Linked DNA regions of Mus musculus: region 2 is linked to region 1. Evidence: chromatin loops called from intact Hi-C (ENCODE). Cell type or tissue: left cerebral cortex. All regions are shown on one strand. Each heading gives the region's core, and the rest is flanking DNA. Links, peaks and the distances in the headings are about the cores only.

Region 1 (8,225 bases), core at 1,215-3,714:
TCCACTTCAGTGTTCGATGGGTGTGGCTTCGGGCTTTGATTCTGAGGGTCACCCCTGCATAGTGACTGGAGTGGTTTTGTGCTTGAGGAATTGGGATGTATTTCCACTCTTAATAAGCTTGTAACAATCCATTGATAATTTATGTCATAACGCTCCCGCAGTGCTGATGAGCACTGAGGGGAACTTAGAGGCATATGAGCTTCAGTCACTGTGGCCTGGGTGGAATCTGCATGAGCCCATGCTTCAGTATATCAGAGCGCAAGGTCACAGCTTCTCTAAGCTGTGGTTCCTTCATGAAAAGGAAAAGAATGTGCATTATTCAGCAGCCTATCAGGCGTTCTGCGAAAGTTCAGTAGATGAGGGGCACTCGTACCGTATTTCTTGTTATTTACATTATTTCCATTGTCCTTGTACAGTGCTGCAGTGCGTACCTTCTCAGAATGTTGTCTTGAACACTGAATTCAAGACTGAACACTGGATATTTTCCAGGACCAGACCGCCAGTGCCAGATTACTTTCTGAAGGGGTTGTGCTGATTGACAGTCACACTAACAACCCAGGAAGAGCCTTGTGGAATATATTTTATGAATTAAAATAGAACTTGTTGTACTTAAACCTTGCTGTGTGTTTATAGAGTATAGATCAGTGCTAGTGAGAAGCAGATAGGAGGCACTTCCCACTTGACTCTGTACCCTGCTCCTTCCCTGTGACTGCCACCACCCCCACCCTTCCTACCCCCACCCGGCCACTATATTATGGGTTATAAGCTAAATATAAACTAAGATCTAAGCTTGAAGTCGGTCTTTTTTTCTTTTTTCTTTTTTTCCCTTTTCAAGGTAGAACTATGTGGCAATGACTCAGTCTGCCCCAGATTTAAAAAGAAAGAAAAGAATTGGTTCCTGGCCAATTGGAAATGGGTAGAACCATTTCGTCACATTCCTTGCCTTGTTTTGACTTAGAGAAATTATGTGCTTCATTGTCATTTGATAAGATACATTAAATAAATTAAAAAAAAGAGTAAATGCACAAGGAAACCCAGGGTAGATTTCCTTACAGCAATCTTATCGTTTGACTAGATAATGTCATTTTCCAAAGGACTAGTAGCAGTCCCGAAGTGATCTGGTTTCGTGGGAGTGGAGGAGGGACTATTGGAACAAAAATGCAATGGTCCAGGAAGGAAAGGGAGGGATACTAGTTTGCTATTGTGAAGGATGTCTTTCAAGGGAGGAAGAGATGAGGGAACTAAAGGGGGTTCCTGGGGGGTGGGGTGGGGAGGAGGGATGGGATTTATAGGGAGAGAGGGCACTGTAGGGGGTTGGTTCCTTTAAGGGAGGAAAAGATTGAGTATTTTGCTGTCAATTTCTGTTCAGTTGTTTTAGATTCATTTAAAATTCTTTAAAGCCTTAGTTTCTTTGTTTCTGATATTCCACTTCTAGTTAAACTATTGAGAGAAATCTGAAAGATTTTGCAATCTAGGAGGTCTGCAGGACCCAATAAGAGTTACAGACTTCTCTTTAACCTACTCACATCAGAGTCTGTTAGTTCAAGGACAGAACCCAGGACCACTGAGAGAAACACAGAAGTAGCTCTCAGAGCTTTTCTCATGGCAAATTTTTACCCTAAAGATGGCCCAAAGGACATGAGAGCCAGATTCCTTAAATGAAGTGCAGGGTCTGTCTAGACCTTGCCTCCAGGAACTCTGCCGTGACTGCTCTGGATGGAGTAGGCCTTGGGTGTCCCAGGTGATGCTAGCAAGCTGTTTTAAGTGGAGCCTGATCCATCCCTATGCATGCATGCATGCACATGTGCATGAGTGTGCATTCAGGGTTTTGTAGAGAATCTCGGATAGAAACTGATTAGAGGAGGAGAGACTATTACTTGAGTGTTGAAGTAGTGATGGCCATCATGAGTTTGGCTTTTCCTTCCCCACATATTGTGATTCCCTGGCTGCTCGCAGATGTTAGCTGCTTAAAGTCTGACTGGACATAAAGGGAAATTCTGTGTTTAGACAAAGTGGTACTGGACTGGTGGGAACTGATTCTGATCTTTTACTGTGAGGAAATTGTTGTAAAGGGGGCTAGCAAGAAAGCCCTGTAGAAGCCATTTAAAGTTCATGAGATGGCATGCTTAGCCACAGTCAGACTTACAAGCGCTTGCTAAAGAACCCTGAGACATGCTTGAGCGAGGACCGGCTTACAGTCTCAGACTACAGTTTGAGATATTTTGTTTGGCATTAAAAGCCAGGCAATTTGGAGAAATTGGATCATATCCGTATCATTACATACTGTTTACTTAAAATATTGGTATTAGTACTGTAGACTGTAATAACAAATCTTGTAATGTGTGTCCATCCATAAATTGTTACTCGTTTTCCCACTGGCTCACAACCCAGCACCAAGAAAACACTGCAGAATAAAACCTATGTGCTAATGGAGACAACCAGAGTCAGGGTGTGTGGGTTTGTGGCTCACTTCCCAGTTCTGTACACTAGGTGGTGCTAGTGTCGCGCTGTGAATACCCACAAAGGCCTGAACACATGTGTTGGTGTATTTTTACCACTTGGGGTCACTTAAGGATTACCTGACTTGCCTCTTTTCCATCTAAGCAAATTCACAGATTCCAAGGAATTATTTCCCCATTACATTTGTCAGAGTCTGTGGCTTTTTTTTTTACCTAGATCTTGAAGGCCAAGAAGTGTGAATTGGAATTTTTTTTTTCCTTAGCGAATTGGCCCCACATGGCTAGTGCCTGGGTGGTTCCTCCTGTCACAGTATGGTGGACTACCCCCCACCCCACGCCTTCTCTTGGGCCCACCATTGGAGACTTCTCCGTATAAAGATTTTCCATACATGTCAGGATCGTGCTTACGCTAATTGCTGTGCTCATTAACATCTCCAGAACTTGGAGTGCTTTTTCTCAGTCATTTCCTTTGATTTTGCCTGTCTCTGAAAGGCCAGCTCTGAACGAAGTGAGGTGGGTATCACATTAACTAATTGCTGACACCCACCGGCTTTCTTGCCTCCTATGCAGCTGATCCCAGGAATTACACCATTGCCCCTGGAGAGCATGCTAGAAATTTGTGGAATGGCCCTGGTGGACTTGCCTGCCTGTGGGTGGGTATGGGTGAGGACAAGGGCAGGATGTGTGGGCTTGCACAGCTTGGACAATGAGCCTAGTCACTTCATATGGCAGCTCATGGGGACTTATGTGAACACTCAAAACGTGGATGGTCTTTCAGAATCTCCCTTCTCAGCAAGTAACTTCTATTTTTCTTCCTTTCTTCCTTCCTATCTTTTTTTTTAAACTTTCTTTGATGTGTTTGCATATTTTATGTGCCTGGTACCTGTAGAGCTCTTAAGATGATATTGTATCTCCTGGAACTGGCGTTATACATGACTTGAGCCAACATAGGTGCTGGAACCAAACCCAGGTCCTTTGCAAGATCAACAAATGCTCTTAAGTGGGAGCCATCTCTCCAGCTATATACCTTCTGCTATCACTGAATAGCTTCTCTCCAGCTATATACCTTCTGCTATCAGTGAATGGCTTCTCTCCAGCTATATACCTTCTACTATGACTGAATAGCTTCTTAGGTGATGGAAGCAGAACTGAGTCACCAACTCAAGAACATCCTCTGCTGGGGCCATTTAAATCTGTGACAGAATTCATTTGGTTTCTACCACTGAGTGCACAGTTAAAATTACACTCAGTGTTATATAGTTTATCATCTGTGTCAAACCCACCCAAGAAAGTGAGATAGGCCTCTATTAATTAAATCCAAACTAAGACGCTTAAATCTTTTATTTCCCAACCTTCCTCCTTAAATCCTCTCCATTCATACCACCAACCCCTATGTAAAAAACAGTAAGTATCATTTATTGGTCTATACTGTGAACTTGGCATCATTCTAAGTACCCATTCTGGTTCAGTCCTAACAACCCAGAAGCTAGGTTACCTTCATATTTCCCAAGCATCACCAAGAGGGTAGTTACTAGTTTAAAGATGACATGGCTGGAAAGTAATGGTGCTAGGACTGCCTTTATTCTTATGCTGTTGCCTGCTGGGAGATCTTCCCTCCTTGACTGTCAGGATCTTACCCAGTGTCAGGGCCCTGAGTCATCCTACCCAGCCCCTTGAATGAAAAGTCTGCTCTGGAATGCCACCCAGAAGCCAGATATTTTGGATTCTGACTCATGTAAGAGCCAGCGCTATCCTTTTTCAGGTAAGGAGCCTGAGGCGCAAGGGTCTTGGATGTTGAGTTTGTCAAGCCCTGGAAGGTGGGCTTTCCTGCTGTGCCCCTCCAGGAAAACCTCAGCTCATCTCTTTGTCTCCCCTACACATTATAAATTAGCTAGCGGGTCGTGGTTGTGCACGCCTTTAATCCCAGCACACGGGAGGCAGAGGCAGGCAGATTTCTGAGTTCGAGGCTAGCCTGGTCTACAAAGTGAGTTCCAGGACAGTCAGGGCTACACAGAGAAACCCTGTCTTGAAAAACTAACTAACTAACTAACTAACTAACTAACTAACTAACTAACTAACTAAGCAAATTAGCTCTAAACTCTCTAAAACTGTCACATACCTATTCCAGGTGGGTCAAGGTGCTGCTAGAGCAGTGGTTCTCAACTTGTGGGCCACCAACAGTTGTATATCAGATATTTATTTTACCATTTATAACAGTAGTACCATTACAGTTCTGAAGTAGCAATGAAATGATTTTATAGTTGGGGGTCCCCACAACATGCAGAACTGGATTAAAAGGTTGCAGCATTAGGAAAGCTAGGAACCAATGGTCTAGTGAGAGGCTTTTGGGCTACAATGCCTCTTCTCCCTCTACAGTGTGCAGGCATTCTTACATTGTGACCTTTTCCAACTGACGAGACTATCATGCTTAGATGATGGAGGCCTTCAACAGAAAAACACCGAGACTTTTCACTCCGAGCAGGAAACAATATCCCATAGTGTAATAACCCCAACAGAATGGAAGAATAGACCACTTTCAGTAAAACAAACAAACAAACAAACAAACAAACAAAAAACAAAAAAACAAAATCACAGCTTTTTCAGCCTTCTCAAGAAAACCTTTGACCAAAATCTGAGCATGATTTTGAGCATATGGGCCCCAAGTTCCAATTTGCTGTGGCTGAGATTTCACTGGTACGATGGACCAACACTCCCAGAGAAATATGTGAATTCATCGTGGCTATTTTTGCAGCACTGAAGCTGGCACACTTCCAAGCTGAGAACTTTCTGCTTTAGCAGCTCTCGGTTATTTGAGGCTGGATGACTCACTTAGTGTAACATCCTCTTGTTTTCCTCCTCCTCCTCCTCCCCGGGCCCCCTCCCACCTAAGAGGGCTGGCAGGGGCAGGAAGGGTTATGAAACTCAAGCTGCTGTTGAGGACTGCATGTCTTGTCAGTTTTTGGTAGTGCTTTGTTGGGAACCACTCTTCCTGCTCCTTCACGATCTCCTCCCTACTAGGCAGGTCACCTCTGTCTTTATGTGTGCTCTAAACCTTTTGTTCCTTCCCCTCCCAAAGTATACGCTTCCTGCATTTTATTTACCTGCTTAGACATACTACCTCTTGCTGCAGAGAGAAGGGCATTTAAAGCAGGCCGACCTTCAGCATACTCTGGACCCAGGGCAGAGTATGGCCCGGCCAGGGCTGCTAGTAAGCATTTATTTGTTAAACAGGGAAAAGAAAGGAATGAGAGAGGAGTAGGCAAGTTTCGTGACCCTTCTGTGATGATCCAGCTAGCAGAGTTCGGATGACAGGTTAGAATATGTTAGCTTGTAAGTTTCGTGATTTTTTTTTTAAGATGGGAGATATGTACATCTTGGAAATTAGGCTGTAGAGTCATACAGGGCTGAGCCGTGACTGTCTCCTTTAGGGGGGTTGTGTTTTCCAGACTGAAAGTATGTTGATGTAACCCAGAACCAGCTAGCTACTGGATGGAAAGCTTTCTCCCCACCACTGTGCACTGCCAATCATCCAGAGCCACTGCAGCAGTACTCACCGTGCACAGTCTCTCTCTCTCTCTCTCTCTCTCTCTCTCTCTCTCTCTCTCTCTCTCTCTCTCTCCATCCACCAACCACCCACCCATCTTCTGTCTGTCTATCTATTTCTATCTATCCTAGAACTTGTTCTGTAGACCAGGCTGGCCTTGAACTCACAGATCTGTTTGCCACTACCTCCCAAGTGCTAGAATTAAAGGTACGTACCACCACCCAGTGTATTTTAAATTCTTTACCCCTCTGTAAAGCAGGAATAATTATTGTCCTTTAAGGAAACTGTGGTTTAAAGTAACAAGGTAAAAATTCAAGAATACTAGTTGGATACTTCAATACCTGGTTTTCAACCAGAACTGGAAAGACTTAATTATAACTAGCAGAATATAGGCTGAGAAGACTCTATCTTTAGAGGCCCCAACAACAGAATACATATCCCTCTAGGACACAGGGAGCATTCCCCAGGATATGGTAGTCCATAGACATGCCTCAGTCTGCTCAAAAGACTTTGAGCTACACGGGCACCAAACACACTGGACCGAACTTGGAAGTCAACAACAGAGAGCATCATAGCAGTAAACAAGCACAAGGAAGAGATGGAGCTGCCATGTCAAAGATGAAATCCTGAGAGAAATTAGAAACTGCTCTGAGAAAGGTGAAAACAGAAATGGTAAAGACAGCTAGGGGAAGAAGCTAAAGCAGTGGCTAGAGGGAAATTTATAGCTGTGAATCGTTGTATTAAATGGGAAAGAGGGGAGCTAGGGAGACGGCTCAGGGCTTCAGAGCGAGTGCCTGCTGCTCTTGCAGAGGATCTGAACGTGGTTCCCAGAACCCACTCATAACTCCAGTTCTAGGGGATCCGACTCCCCTTTGGGCTTCAGAGGACACTAGGCACACACATGGTACACATACATACATGCAGGCACTCGTACATACACATAATTTTTTAAATTCAAGATAAAAAGAGAATCTCATGTTAAATTCCCATCTTAAGGAACTAGGGGGAATAAAGAGAAAAAATAAATCCCAAAGCATGCAGGCGGAAGGAAACAACAAAGATTAGAGCAAATGTTAATAAACAAAAAATGGAAACAACAGAAGAAAATCGATGGAACCAGAGATTCGTGTTTCACAGAGATTGACAAAGCTGGCAAAGCTCTGTTTAGAAAGAGATGAGCTCATTTTCCCAAGGTGACTTCAATAGGGAAAGTCAGAAGGAAGATTCTGGAGGGAGGCAGAGTTGGTGTCGATGATCAGGCTGCACCTCCTGCTCCCTGCTTAGCCTGTAAGCGCTCAAGGAGCAGGAACTCCTGTCACTCATTTGCACATCCCTAGTGCTTTTACTCTGCGCCTGGCACACAAGAAAGGCTCCGGAAATGTTTGCTGAACTAAAATGAAAAGCACACTCCTCCCCATCCTTCGCCACCATCTGTGAACAATGATAAATTATGCTTCCAATGCAGATCGAGCTGAATCGCACAATTTCTGATGAGAGAAGCTGGAAACAGCAAACTGCTAGGCCTTAAAAATAAACCCTCAGCTTCAGAGATTTGGCCCAGAAATGAACCGGGTTACAGCTCCAGCCCTGACACTCAGTTTATTACCCTGGAGCCGGAGGGATGGTGCTTCTGGCTGGAGAGAGACTTGATCACCTTGGCCTGGCCCTGGGCACCGGGTGGGAACTCATCTGCCCTGTCCCTGTCTGGATTCCCAGGGCGATGGATACTGCTTATTATAGCCAGGACTGGCCCCTCCTCAGATGGATCTGATCAAAGGGAGCCCCCAGACCCAGCCTTCTCCCCACCCCCACCCCCGCCGACTCCCAGAGTGATAGGTTAGGAACAGAGTTCAAGGTCCTAACTCCATGTAGAACATAGATTTCTGCCATTCCCTGTGAGTAAAATGTGAACAATATTGATGTTAATGAACTCTGGATCCTGAGAGGCTGGAAGAGAAGGGAACCCCGATAATACTCAGTGGGACAGATGCTGCCACATGCTCAAACTGGCGTGAAGTGTAACCTGTTCCAGGACCAGGAAAGATGGCCTCGTCTTCACACATATTATCTCCTTGGCTGATTAGGAGTTGTGAGGGGAGCCTAGATCACGCGGAGGCTTCTAGAAGTTACCCTGAACTCACCATGGTAGGACAAGGAATCCAGGGATTTGGACACCCATGTCCTCTGGGCACTCCCCCGCCTCCTTAGGCTACTTGGGCCTC
Region 2 (8,225 bases), core at 3,247-5,746, 430 kb after region 1:
CCTTCCCTCTCTCTCTTCCTCCTTCCCTTCCTCCCTTCCTCCTCCCTCCCTTTCTTTCAAGATTTTCTTTTTAGGAACTGGAGACATGGCTCAGTGGAAAAGAGTGCTTGCTGCTCTTGCAGAGGACCCAGGTTCAATTCCCAGCACTCTCATGATTCTCCCTGCCCATCCATTCAGAGCCCCTCTGCTTTTGCCCCACAAATTGGGTTTCAGTTTGCCAAACCACTTTTAAGCCTCCAAGAAGTGCTGGGACAAAGGTAGAGAGTGAGGGAGGAGGAAGGAAGGTACCTTACTAGTCTCAGAGCAGATTCAGTGTCCTCTCCTGTAGGTAGGAATCATACATGTGGTAGGTATACTGACATAGATGCAGATAAAACATCCATACACATAACATAAAAATAACTACTTTTTTGTTTTTTCGAGACAGGGTTTCTCTGTGTAGCCCTGGCTGTCCTGGAACTCACTTTGTAGACCAGGCTGGCCTCGAACTCAGAAATCCTCCTGCCTCTGCCTCTGCTGGGATTAAAGGCGTGAGCCACCACGCCCGGGCCCCAAAATAACTACTTTTTTGGGTTAAAAAAAGTCAGGTGCCTGAGGGGCTGTAAGATGCCTTCTCTGAATCTGAGCTAGAGGTGATTGTAGGTCACCTAATTTGAGTGCTGGGAAATACACTCTGGGTTTCTTGAGAGTAACTGGGTCTCTTAACCAGTGAGCCATTTCTGCAGCCCCTGCCATTAGTTTTTTGTTTTTTTTTTTTTTTTTCCTTAAAAAAAAAGAAAAAACATGTAACAGAGAAGACGAAAGACAGGGGACACTTCCCATCATCTGGAATTTGTTAGACTCTTACAACGAAAGTAATCTTAGCCAAGGAGTCACCGTGGTCCCCTTGCATCTGTGAGTTCTGCCTGGCTTTGATAGGACTTAGACGCTTTAATTTTATGACCTCCTCCTCCTGCTCGACAGGGTTATCACTCTGTAGTGTGGGCTGGCTTGGTACTCGCTATTTAGTTCAGACTGGCATAGAAATCATGGCACTCCTGCCTTCTCCTCCCAAGTGTTTTGATTACATATATGTGGCAGAGGATGCTTGACTTGGGTACTTAGAAGTGTTTGGGATTAATTTTTTAAATGCTTTGGGTAATAGAATAAATGTTTTGCATCACATTTCCTATACTTTAGTGAATTATTATATTTTTTTTATACATGTGGATACAGGCCCAATGTTTATTATCTGTGCCTTAACAATTTTTATTACATTTACTTGTTTTGTGGGTGCGTGTGTTTATGGGATTAGCATTTGGCCATGAGTGTGTGAAGATCAGAGAACATAGAGAAGTCTCTTTCTTCTGTCCATTATGTGGGTCCTTGGGATGACACTCAAGTCATTATGCTTAATGGGAAGCGCTAAGCCAACTAGACAGCCTATATTCACTGCCTTTTCACTGTCGTTAAACACAGCTACCATCTTTAAAAATCTTGCTAGACCTCTTGCTCTGAGCAAGCCACCGTTTTAAAGCCGGGGGCATCAGGCTTTGTTTCCTCTGCAGGAGGTGTTGGCCCTTCACTGTCAACAGGTGAGGATCAGAGGCAGGGACACTTCAGGCTCAGCCGGCCCATCCGTTCAGAGCCCCTCTGCTTTTGCCCCACAAATTGGGTTTCAGTTTGCCAACCCACTTTTAAGCCTCCAAGAAGTGCTGGAACAAAGGTAGAAAGTGAGGGAGGAGGAAGGAAGGTCTTACCTTTAGGGTGAGGGAGGTCTTGTTGGTCTGTTATCCACCACCAACCCCCTCCCCACCCCCCAATATTCAAGGCCTCCCGAGGGTTGCTTCCTCCGGCAGCTTCCCTCCTGCCAAGATTTCCTGGCAATCCTTGTAAGCCCCCAGGGCCAGAGATTCTAGAGGAGCTGTGGGCAGGGGTGGGCGGGAGTTTCCCTGAATTGGGGCCCATACCTGCCACATTGCATTCTTCAGGATTAAAGCCTTCTATTCTCTTACAAATCACTGGTTCAGGCCTCAATTATCCAGATAATTGAGCCGCCTGGCCCTTCATTTTATTGGCACGGATGGCATTTATGTGTAATCTGAGAATATTCTGTCATGGAGTTTCTTCCTAAAGCATTCTTTCTAACCTTTTTTAGGAAACAAATTTCTTGTTGCCATGGAGATCATCTTTTGGTTAATTTTATCGGGCTTAGGAGCCAGGGCTGGAAGCATCCTCTCTGGGTTGTTGCCTGGGCTCTTTACCTTGTAGCATCCCAGTGTGCCTTGCTCAAAGGGGCATCCAGGTCGCCAATCATTTAGAATCTAGTTTGGCTTTGATTTAGGAAGACTAGGCCCCTTTCACTGATTAGGTGTAGCCTTGACATCACCTGCACTTAAAAAAATTGTTTTCATGTGAACATGTAGAATCGAGAGATACAAAGCTGATATGTTTTGTTAAATCGTGCTTTCTGGGACCTATTTGTGAGAGACCACTAAGCTGAGAGGTTGCCAGGCGACAAGGCCTTTGAGATGGAGAAGAGAAGAAAAGGATTGTCTTAAGCATCGTGTCCTGCTGTTCTCAATGTGGATCAGAGTTTGGAAAGCACCCACTGAAATCTGAAGACTCCAGTCTCCCAGGTCAAAGAGTTATACAGGAACATGCAACAACACAAATAGAGATAGTTTACTGGGAAAGAGAAAGGCTCTCCCGAGAATGAGAGTGGGTTAATGAGACAGGGTAAGGCACACAAAAGTGCTGGACCAAGAGGCTTAGGATCCTTTATGTGTGTGGTTGATACAGCACCTACTTCTCCCACATAAGTGTGTGTGTGTGTGTGTTTCGAGATTTTTTTTTTCTGTGTCACCCTGGCTACCTTATAATTCACTCTAGACCAGGCTGCATTTGAACTCACAGAGATCTCCCTGCCTCTGCTGGGATTAAAGGCACATGACACCAACGTTTGAAATATCATTTGTATTTTGTGAGCTCTTTTCCCCCTGAGCATTGCACGTAGCCCAAGTGAGGAAGGGCTTGTGGCTTCTCTGGTGCGCTTACCTTGATGCTCTCTCTTGCCACCCGACCCCTCTTTGTGATGTCCCAGGGGAGCCACAACAGCAAATTTAAAATTTATCTCCCAGGGAATTTACAATCTGGGGAGAATCAAATGGCTTCAGAGGGACTCAAGGACCCTCGAGAACACTCTGCTCTTGGGAATGAATCCAAGTTCTCAGATCTGGCGGTGAGTTTGAAATCACCGAAGTGTCAGTCTGCACTCTCAGGATAAAGCTCAAGTCCAGATTTCCTGAGCTGATTCAGGCTCAGGCCTTATTCCCCTCTGCAGCCTTGGAGCCATTGGCAGCTCCAAAGTGTCCCACTCTTCTCCCTGTCTCTCCTCTGCTCCGCACTGGAGACTGATTGCCCTTTCACCTTTATACCTGCTTGGACCGGTTTACTCTCAAAGTTTCCTCAGAAGTCACCTGCTCTGAGATATTGTTGGTGGGACTGGGTTTCCTTGTTCCTAGGAGCCTGTCACAGCATGTGATTATCTGTATCAGCACCATCTTGTCTACTGGACCACGGAGAGACCCTGGGGCACCTTCAGCTCATCTCTAGATCCTAGCTGGCACCGCAGCACCTGGCTTGGATGAGGCAATGGGTGTCAGGAGCCATCAACAGTGCCTGCAGCTAACACAGAAGAGCCTACTGTGCACCAGGCTCTGTGTCGACACGTCACCTCAGCATTCCTACTAATTCTTGGAGGGCACTACCTACATTTTACTCTAGAGGGAACAGGGACACAACAAAGAAACTTGCAAAGGTCATAAGAGAATTAAGAGATAATTCAAACTCTGGAAGTTTTCCTCCATATTCTTCATTTCAGACAATAGTGGTGGGGTTCAGAACATGCTACCCCAAAACACATACGTCACCTTAGCATGTGAGGAAATTAGAGAAGCAGGAAGACTTTCTGATCCCCACTCGCCTTGCTTGCAGAATTCTCCATCTCTTCTCTAAAGTAAGTCATAGCATCCCTACTCTGGGGTGGGATGGGGTGGGGGTGTCTTTCTCTAAGACAGGATAGAAACACAAAGACACTTGGAGGACCATGAGAAGGAAAAGGAACCCTTCATCTTGGAGACTAATTTAAGCCTCTTTCCATAGAGAAGGTAGAGTTTCAGTGCAATTAACAATCGCTTAAGGGCTTTCTCCTGACCCAGCTGTTAAGTCTGGAGTTTCCTAGGAATCTCACCAGAAACCCTGGATACAGGTACATATTAAAACTGCTTGTGCAACCTAGTGGCTCCTGGTTTTACTTTGTCCTGTTCAAGGCCTCTCCAGACCCACTGAATAGTCTGTCTGTCTCACCAATCAAAAGAGAGAGAAAGGAGAAGATGCTTCCAAAATGTATATGAATAATGCTAAAATAATTCACTGCAGTTTTCCCTTGAGAAGCCTGCAGTCACACTTGGTCATGACTTATGTTCTTTCTGAGTGTCTCTCTTCCTCCTAATCCTTGCGCTTAATGTCTCTACTAAAGCATGTTTCAGGGGCTGGAAAGATAGCTCAGTATTTAAGAGCATTGGCCCCTCTTTCAGAGAACCAGGGTTCAATTTCCAGTACCTACATGCTGGCGCACACCCATCTGCAACTTTAATCCTAGGAGATCTGATGCCCTCTTCTGGCCTTTGAGGGTATCAGGTGCGCACATGGTACACAGATACATGCAGACAAAAACACTTGTACACATTACATTAACTGATTAATTAAAAAATATCTAGTAAAATCTCCAACAAATTTCATATTGGTTAGACCTGAAATTCTCCCTCAGCCTCTTGAGTTCAGGGAATAGAGGTGAGCATCACCACGCCCGGCTAATCACAGGATACCTTCCAAGGTCAAACAGGCAACAAACATTGAGTAGATTTAAAACAACAAAATTCACAAAAATTGCACTGGAGTGTCTGGCTCTGAAGTTGAAACTCTTGTTGAAAAAGGAAAAAAAAAAACCAGAAAAATGAAAATTTGAGCCCTGTTTATAAATGTCTTAAGACATTTTCGGTCATATGCCTTTGTCATTCTTTTAATCCTCCTTAGAAGTGTTTGAATCCACGGACAGCTTCTACTGGGTGATGTAAATCCTCCCCACCATCCCGAGTTTTCTTCATATGCCTAGCATGTGCAACAGAGTTGTTGTGTCAGGGACAGCTGCCTCCCCAGTGCTGACACGGTCTGGATAGGAGATGCCTGTGAGTGGCATCTACTCTGTCATTCGGAGTAGATGGCCTTGTTTCCTCAGTGGGAGCTTGGGTTGAAACGCCTTGAGCCTGGAAGTGGGTGAGTGACCAGGGGGAAAGTTGGCCTTATCATGGCTCCTCCACCTTTGCCTTTCCACTGTACAGCATCTCCCTTGTGGATAGCTTGACTCCGTAGTCACAGAACTGGGTGGGAGGAAAGCAGTGCTCATCTAGGGTGCAAATGTTTCCAGTTGCCTCCCTCACCTTTCCCAATCTTCTCTCTCCTGCTTATATCTGATGAGAGACAATAGATAGTAGACACATCTGTAGACACATCTCAGTTACTTTTGTGTCCCCTCCTGTCCCCGTCCCCATCCTCAGAGCACATAGCTAGACCCTCCTATATTTTGTGTTGTGTCTCAGCTCTGCAGGTACGGGTCAAGCTCAGTTTCCCCAGGCAGTGACTGTGTCAACGTCCTCAGTGTCTACTGAAATCTGGCACAGTGCAAGTGTTTAGAACACGCTTGGTGAATGAATGAATAAATAAATAGATGGAAAACAAAGGAAGACAGTGACAGATTTTCTTTTATTTTAAAGCTCAACTCAGTGGAAAGTAGGTCTTTATTTAAGGACTTTTCATTTGCAGCTCATGGGAATTCGGAATGAAGCCCCAAGGTCGTGAGTTTCTCTATTTTTGTTTTGCTTATTATACTTCTCTTTGGGGTTATTTACTGATTTATTTTAGCTTTCTTTTGTGGCTCAGTTGCTGCTTTCTTTGTTTTAATTCTGCTGTGATTTAAATTGAGGCTCCTTTGGAAAATCTGACATTGGAGGTAATGAAAAGTCTCTAAACTGAAAGCCTGGGGACCCTGGTTCTAATTTCACTGTCACCAACAAGATGGACTTTGAGACAGCCCCTCCTGAGTCACGGTGTTTGCTTGTTCACTCATAAATCTGTAAGATGTGGTAGTAGGTGGGGTGATCTTGATCGCCTTTGTTCTGCTGACAGTTTTGAGGTTCGATTGGGCAGAGAGGAAATAGCTTTTCATTTTGTTCTGAACCTGTCTGAACTCAATGATATGTATGTGACATGCACTAGTTTTTTTAAGGTTAAGAGTAATTCTTCTAGGCCAGTGGGATGAGCAGAAGATGATGAGTTATGTCATGAGAGGACCTTCTCTGCTGAGATGGTGACAGGTACCAGGGTCTGTGTCCTGAAGCAGCTCAGGGATGAGGAGCAAGACATCTGGGCAGAGAGAAGTGAGGCTGCATCTTCAGGTGTGGCCAGGTCACAGGTCACAGGCTTCTGTGCAAGGGTTGGCAGGTTGGACTTGACTCAGAACTGAAGGGAAATCTTCAAAAGACTTATAACAGGAGAAAGGCAGCCTGTTGTACAGTGGAACAGGGTAGAAGACACTGGAAGCAGGGATCAGTCAAGAAGAGTTTCAGGGATAGTAAATAAGAGAAGAGGGACTTAAGTCATGGCAGTGGGACAAGAAGGAGAGAGGTGGCTAAGCCTTCTAGGCATGCGTAGGAAGGAGGATGGTGCTATTCAGTTTTAGTTTAGGCATAACGTGTGGGGGATACAGAGTCAAAGACAATTTTTCAGAGTCCTTCCTTGGATAGAGTTTCCATCTCACTCAGAAAACATAGCCCATCAGGAGGATGACTTTTAACTGGGCCATGAAGGTTGACAGTGGCCTCATGACTGGGAGCTGCTTCCTAGGCAGCCGACATCCTAAGGTGACAGGCAGAGATGAAGGTTAGTGATCCTGACTGAATAGGCCGCTCTTGAGGGAGCTTCCGGAGTAATAAGACAGTGGTCTGACTCAAAACTGAGAGCGGCATCTCTATCTGAAAGGATAAGCAGAAGGACCCAGAGGACATGGCTTCAAAAAGCTAAAAAAAAAGAGTGGTTAATCTTACTTTTTAACTTGCTGGGATTTGAAATTACCATGGAAACAAATTTTGGGGGTATGTCTGAGAGGAATTATCTAGATTAGATTAATTGGAAAGGGGGGGGTCCATCATGCAACTAGGATGTGGTCCCTCTGCTGCTGGACTGTGAACACACCAGGACCAGCTGCCTCAGGCTGCTGACGTTACCATGCCTTTCCCTTCCTGACAGTTGTAACTTGGGACTTTGAGCTAAGATAAACCCCTCCTTAAGCTCCTTTTGTTAGAGTTTTTTGTCCCAAGCAACAGGGCAAGTAACACATACAAGAGTCGATCACTGTAGGACCCCCATAAGATAAGAGCTGAAGGTGTTCTATTGTGCTTGCTAAGTGAGTGGTTCCTGGAGACCCGGGTGAATGGATTGTCATTAGAGGTTGAGGACAACCCGACAGGAGAATGGCTCACATGCACAGGAAATTAGAGACTGTTCTATTTTGAGAGGGTTGTAAATACACTCTGTGATAAAGAAAAGGAGAACAGAGGAAGGAGTTAAAGACTCTGTGTGTGTGTGTGTGTGTGTGTGTGTGTGTGTGTGTGTGTGTGAGAGAGAGAGAGAGAGAGAGAGAGAGAGATGAGTCAACATTTCAGAGGAGACAGGAAGGGATGAGTGGCAGAGTCAACCAGGCACAAGAGGTACAAACATTTGCAGAAGGAAAAAAAAAAAAAAAAGAAAGCTCTTTCCTGATGGCTTCAATGTTCTTGCTTTAGTCAGCAGGAAGGATATCTGTAAAAGCACAGGATGGGGACTTGAACTATGGGCTTGCAGTGGAGGCTTAGAGTAGTCTTTGAAGAATAATGGGAGCTGGCCAAGGGTGGATTGAGAAGTTCTTGAGTACCCTCTGAGGTTGGCCATTAACAGTTGTGATGATAAAGCAATGGCTTGCTCAGTTGTGACTCTCTCTCTGGTGGCCTTTGGCTTTGAGGAACTGGAAGCAGAGAAGACATCAGAGACAGTGGCAAAGTTTTGCTACATCTATTTGGGATATGTAAAGATGTTAGCAAGTGAGATTTAGGCTCCCTGTGCAGTACATCTCCCTACCCATCTGATCATTG

Evidence for each region. Peaks named below come from ENCODE experiments on the same cell type or tissue, not always from the same donor. Only the 100,000 strongest peaks of a DNase experiment are listed, where the experiment ranks them.
Region 2: it touches region 1 in a loop (3-fold over the local background); 21 of 42 quality-filtered maps call a loop at or near these places.

What each region holds. Positions count from the first base shown.
Region 1 is chr12:13,209,362-13,217,586 of GRCm38, reverse strand. No RefSeq gene overlaps it. Among named protein-coding and RNA genes, the nearest start is that of Gm24208, 32 kb to the right of the region's middle. In left cerebral cortex, for the core only: a CTCF peak has its summit at 2,495 (motif pointing right); DNase peaks (open chromatin) are centred at 1,739, 2,019, 2,497 and 3,568; H3K27ac peaks cover 253 bases.
Region 2 is chr12:12,778,164-12,786,388 of GRCm38, reverse strand. No RefSeq gene overlaps it. Among named protein-coding and RNA genes, the nearest start is that of Gm35104, 16 kb to the right of the region's middle. In left cerebral cortex, for the core only: a CTCF peak has its summit at 4,681 (motif pointing left); no DNase peak of the experiment used is centred there.